2 separate regions of the Homo sapiens genome follow, and region 2 is linked to region 1. Evidence: chromatin loops called from intact Hi-C (ENCODE). Cell type or tissue: natural killer cell. All regions are shown on one strand. Links, peaks and the distances in the headings refer to the core of each region. The heading gives the core; the rest is flanking DNA. Region 1 has its middle 9.0 kb from the start of NLRP6. Region 2 has its middle 10 kb from the start of B4GALNT4.

The links. A loop is a pair of places that touch in the nucleus more often than their neighbours do. Peaks named below come from ENCODE experiments on the same cell type or tissue, not always from the same donor. Only the 100,000 strongest peaks of a DNase experiment are listed, where the experiment ranks them.
Region 2: it touches region 1 in a loop (6-fold over the local background); 36 of 110 quality-filtered maps call a loop at or near these places.

Annotation. Positions count from the first base shown.
Region 1 is chr11:267,864-270,881 of GRCh38, reverse strand. No RefSeq gene overlaps it. Among named protein-coding and RNA genes, the nearest start is that of NLRP6, 9.0 kb to the left of the region's middle. RefSeq lists an enhancer at 1,333-1,402. In natural killer cell, for the core only: a CTCF peak has its summit at 1,301; DNase peaks (open chromatin) are centred at 1,291 and 1,941; H3K4me3 peaks cover 2,071 bases; H3K27ac peaks cover 2,500 bases.
Region 2 is chr11:357,951-360,709 of GRCh38, reverse strand. No RefSeq gene overlaps it. Among named protein-coding and RNA genes, the nearest start is that of B4GALNT4, 10 kb to the left of the region's middle. In natural killer cell, for the core only: no CTCF peak of the experiment used is centred there; a DNase peak (open chromatin) is centred at 1,199; H3K27ac peaks cover 196 bases.

The sequences.
Region 1 (3,018 bases), core at 290-2,789:
CTCTCCCTGGTCCAGTGTGCCCTCCTGGGTAGTTCCTCCTCGCTCACCAGCACAGCTCTGGTGCACACACCCACAGCAGGTCCACACGGCTGCCACACCACCTCCCTTCTCTGCTCAAATGTCTCCTCTCCCGAGGCCTCTGACCACCTGCCTAAGGTACTCCCCAAGTTTACTCTCTTGTGCATTGGTGTCCAGAGGCGGTAAAGCCTGGGGGTCTGGGGTCCTGTGCACCCTGTTGAGTGGGTGGCTGGTCCAGCTCCTGGCTCTGCCACTCACTGGTCACTCTGTGACCCTGGACACACTCTAGGTGAGTTTCTGTGTCTGTGGATGGACGGTTCCTGCTCCCTAAGGTGGTTGTGATCTCAAAGTGGTGATATTAAAACACTAAGAGTCGGGCCTGAGTGGAGCGGGGCCTCCTCCTTCACATAAATCAACTGGAAATGGACCAAGGCTGACATTTAAGAACTAAAACCATAAAACACTTAGGAAAAAATGTAGGGAAATCTTCATGACCTTGGATGATGATGATGATGATTATTATTATTATTTTTTTTTTTTTGAGACGGAGTTTGCTCCATTACCCAGGCTGCATTGCAATGGCGCGATCCCGGCTCACTGCAACTTCCACCTCCTGTGTTCAAGCGATGCTCCTGCCTCAGCCTACCTAGTAGCTGAGATTACAGGCGCCTGCCACCATGCCCGGCTAATTTTTGTATTTTTAGTAGAGATGGGGTTTCACCATGTTGGCCAGGCTGGTCTCAAACTCCTGACCTCAAGTGATCCACCTGCCTCGGCCTCCCAAAGTGCTGCGATTACAGGCGTGAGCCACCGTGCCCGGCCGACCTTGGATTCTTAGATATAACACCAAAAGCATGGGCAATGACAACAACAACAAAAAGATAAATTGTACTTCATCAAAATTAAAATCTTTTGTGCATCAAAGGACACTATCAAGGGGCTGAAGAGATCACCACAGAATGGGAGAAAATGTTTGCGAATCATATATCTGGTAAGGATTCATATACGTAATATAAAAAGGACTCCTTCAAATCAACAACCAAAACCCAAACAGCACAATTTCAAAATGAGCAAAGGACTTGAATAGACATTTCTCAAAAAAAAAAAAAGATGCGAATGACTGACAAGCACGTGAAAAGTTGCCCAACCTCGTTAGTCATTACAAAAATGCAAATGAAAAGAACAGTGAGATACCTTCTTACCTCCACTAGGATGGCAATTATTATGCAACTAAACAAAACAAACATGAAGAAAACAAGTGATGGGAAGCCTCCCATGTTGCTGGTGGGACGGTAAAATGATGCAACTGTTGAAAACAGTTTGTTTTTTCTTAAAAGACGCGGAAGAATTGAAAACAGGAACTGAAACCACACTCGTGTTCACTTTGCTAGTAGCGTTATTCATAACAGTCAAAATGTGGAAGCAACCAAGTGTTCCTAAACAGGTGAACAGACAAACAAAACTCAGTCTATCCGTACAGAGAAATGCGATTCAGGAATGAGAGCCCGACGCATGGGTGAACCTTGGGCACATCACGCTGAGTGACATGAACCTGACACAGAAGGACACGTACTGTATGAATCCACTTCTATGAAATAATTAGAACAGGCAAATCCGTAGAGACTGAAAGTAGATGAGACACGTGACCAGAGGCTGGGGGGACGGAGGAATGCAGAGTTGCTGTTTAATGGGGACGGAGTTTCTGTCTGACGGATAGAAAGGATTTTGGAAATAGTGGTGATGGTTACACAATATTGTGCATGTAACTAACATCATTGAACTGCACACTTAAAAATGATTAAAACAAAAAGAGTTCTGTTACGTCTGATCCTTTGCCACGATTTTTAAATAGCGCCTGCCCCGTGGTCAGTGCCTCCTGTGTTGGCCGCAATGCTGTGCTCCTCACAGCTGGCGCTGACCGCTATTTCCTGCTCTAGGGCGGTAGGCGGCATCTGAGAGCATGAACAAAATGCCCTACCCAGAAGGAGCTACGTCTTTGTTGGGAGACAGAAAATAAACAGGATACATAAATAAACAACACATGGATTAAACAGTGCCAAGGGCGGGGCGCGGTGGCTCATATCTGTGATCCCAGCACTTTGGGAGGCAGAGGCGGGCGGATCACTTGAGGTCAGGAGTTCGAGATCAGCCTGGCCAACATGGTGAAACCCCGTCTCTACTAAAAATACAAAAATTAGCCAGGCGTGGTGGCGGGCATCTGTAATCCCAGCTACTCGTGAGGCTGAGGCAAGAAAATAGTTTGAACCCAGGAGGCAGAGATTGCAGTGAGCAGAGATCACGCCACTGCACTCCAGCCTGTGTGACAGAGCGAGACTGCGTCTCAAAAAACAAAAACAAAAAACAAACAAAAACAGTGCCAAGGACAGAGCAGAGCGGAGAGAGGAGAATAAACGAGGGGGCAGGTCCGCGGTGGGGACGCAGTCAGGTGCAGGGCAGGGCCGTGGTCTGGCAGGAGCTGGCCCACTCAGGACACAGGAGGCCTGGGTGGCTGGGAGAGCCAGGGGGGCCGAGGAGCGGGCAAGGCTCCCTGGGCTGCTGTGGGGCTGGGGAGGGTGTGAGGGAGGGAGACGTCCGGCTCTCCTGAGGGGAAGGGAATCAGAGAGGGGCCACGCTCTGCACATGCGTAAAAAGGGTGGATCCCATGTGGCGTGTGAGATGAGAAGGGCTGAGGCAAGAGGAGGGATGGAAGTGGGGAACTAGAGCGAGGAACAGGGTTTGCAGGTAACGCCCAAGGCCCAGGTATCCTAGTTTGAGAAGCCTATTTACCAGGGAGCTGGGATGGCCGGGACCAACCCGGGCAGCAGCCGTGCAGCCCCTCCTAGTCACCACCCCCAGCCCAAGGAGGGACAGGTGAGGACTTCAAAGGGCCAAGCCCTCCAGCGTCCTCATCAGAAGCTCAGGTGAGGGCACACAACGTGAATTTACCGTTGCACAGTGCAAGCTCCAGCAAGTGAGGCTCAGCAGTGCCCTTGCAGAAGG
Region 2 (2,759 bases), core at 260-2,759, 90 kb before region 1:
TAGGGGCCCATGGGAAGTCCAGGAAGGAGATTTACAGTAAAATCCTCGGCAATGTCATTGGGTCCTTCCTCAGGGCCTGGCTCCGTGGACTGGCTCAGAATGGAAACTGGCAGAGGGGCCACAGCTCTGTTGTGAGGAACCCAGGCTTCTTGCTGTGGACTGAACAAATCTGTATGTTGAAGCCCTAAGCCTGTGTGACGGCATTTGGAGGGGGCCCTTGGGAGGTGATTAGGGTCAGATGAAGTCCTGAGGCTGGGCCCCCAGGATGGGGTTGATGCCCTGATAACAGGGGAGTCCAGAGCTCATGCACTGTCTCCCCACAAATTCTCTCTCTCTCCCCATGTCTCTCTCTCCCTCTGTCCTCCATCTATCTCCCTGTCTCTGTCTCTCCTCATCTCCCTCTCCCTCTCTGTCTCTCCCCATCTCTCTCTGTCTCTCTCTCCCTCATGTCTCTCTCCCTGTCTGTCTCTCCCCTATCTCTCTCCCTCTATCTCTCTCTCCCTATCTCTCCCCCATCTCTCTCTCCTGTCTCTGTCTCTCCCCCATCTCTTTCTCTCCTCTCTGTCTCTCCCCCATCTCTCTCTCCCTCTGTCTCTCTCTCTCCGTTTCTCTCTCTCTCCCTCTCTGTCTCTATCTCTCCCCCATCTCTCTCCCTCTGTCTCTCTCCCTCTCTGTCTCTATCTCTCCCCCATCTCTCTCTCCCTCTCTCTGTCTCTCCCCCATCTCTCTCTCCCTCTGTCTCTCTCTCTCCGTTTCTCTCTCTTTCCCTCTCTGTCTCTATCTCTCCCCCATCTCTCTCCCTCTGTCTCTCTCCCTCTCTGTCTCTATCTCTCCCCCATCTCTCTCCCTCTATCTCTCTCCCTCTCTGTCTCTATCTCTCCCCCATCTCTCTCTCCCTCTCTCTGTCTCTCCCCCATCTCTCTCTCCGTTTCTCTCGCTCTCCCTCTCTGTCTCTATCTCTCCCCCATCTCTCTGTCCTGTCTCTGTCTCTCCCCCATCTCTCTCTCCCTCTGTCTCTTTCTCTCTCTCTTTCTGTCTGTCTCTCCCCTGACATGCACGTGCTGAGGAAAGGCCCTGGGAGGACACAGTGAGTTGGAGCTTCTGAACCTGACCACGCTGGCACCCTGATCTCAGGCTTCCAGCAGCCAGAAAGGTGAGAAAATACATTTCTGTTCTGTGGTGTTTTGTAATGGCAGACTGAGCTGACTGACTCACTTCTATCCACCACACCTAGAGTTTTTCTGATGACACAGATCAAGTGAGGCTTCAGCAGGCAGCCCCCATGCCTAGGGGTGCCTTGATGGCTCAGCCAGCTCCAAGGGCTTCTGCAGGTGGAGCCATGCTGATCCCGCCTGGGCCACACCTCCTGTCTGTAGACATGAGGTGCCACCCCAGTCCTGCCATGCTGGGGCCGGCAGAGACCCCATTTCCAGGGCCCACTGCAACACCTAATTGTGCCTTTCACAATTAGGGAGGAGGGGGCATGACAACACAGTCAGTTTCGCTTTTTTTTTTTTTTTTTTTGAGAGGGAGTCTCGCTCTGTCGCCCAGGCCGGAGTGCGGTAGAGTGATCTCGGCTCACTGCAAGCTCCGCCTCCTGGGTTCAAGCGATTCTCCTGCCTCAGCCTCCTGAGCAGCTGGGAGTACAGGTGCCCGCCACCACACCCGGCTAATTTTTGTGTTTTTGGTAGAGATGGGATTTCACCAGGTTGGCCAGGATGGTCTCAAACTCTTGACTTCAGATGATCCACCTGCCTTGGCCTCCCAAAGTGCTGGGATTACAGGCATGAGCCACTGTGCCCGGCCCCAGTTTAGCATTTTTAAAAAACGAATGGACTTTATTTTTCGGAAGGGTTTGAGATTTACAGAAATAACACAGAGAGCTTCCCCGCCCCCCAGCTCCACCAACAGTTCCCCTCGTTTTTACCGTCTGGCTTAGTTCGGTGTATTTGTTATAATGAATGAACCAGTATTAATGCGTTATTGACCAAATAAAGTCACAGTTGGTCCAGAGTCCCTCATTTGTTTTCCCTGACATCCTTTCTGTGTTCCAGGACCGCGTTCCTCAGCGTCTGTCTCCCGGGGCCTCTGGGCTGGGCCGTTTTGCTTTTGACGACCTGGACAGCTCAGAAGAGGCCGGGTGTGTTGGCGGGGTGCCCCTGCTGAGATTCGCCTGCTCTTTTTGTCATGAGGAGGCTGGGGTTATAGGTTTCTTGGAAGAAGATTCCAGAGGTAAAGCAGCATCTGCATCCATCCTAACATCGCCGGTGCGACTCATAACTCGACGCCTGCCTCGTCTTCTGCAGAGACAGAGCCCGTCAGGCTCCTCTGTGCAAACCACGATGGATCAGCTCCATCGGTTTCTGCAGGTGGAGCCGCGCGGAAGGAGCCCAGCCCTTCCCACCCCGCGCTCTCTGGAAGGACGGCCCTGCGCCAGCCCACGTCGAGGGGCTGGGAGGGGCTCTGCTCCTCCTTAGGGGCAGTGTCTACGCCATTGGTTTAGAATTCTTCTGCACGGGAGATTTGTCTCTTCTCCCCCATTTATAAATTTATATCGCCATGCACTTGTAGGTATTTACAGCACACTTTGGGTTAGGATGTAGAATGAGGTGTTGCTCAAATTGTGGGAGTTCACTCAGTTGGACCCTGGGTCCACGGGCATATTTACATTGTGTGTGTATGCGTGTGCATGTGTATGTGTATACGTGTGTATGTGTACGTGTGTGTGCATGTGTATGTGTTTAGTGTGTGTATGTGTA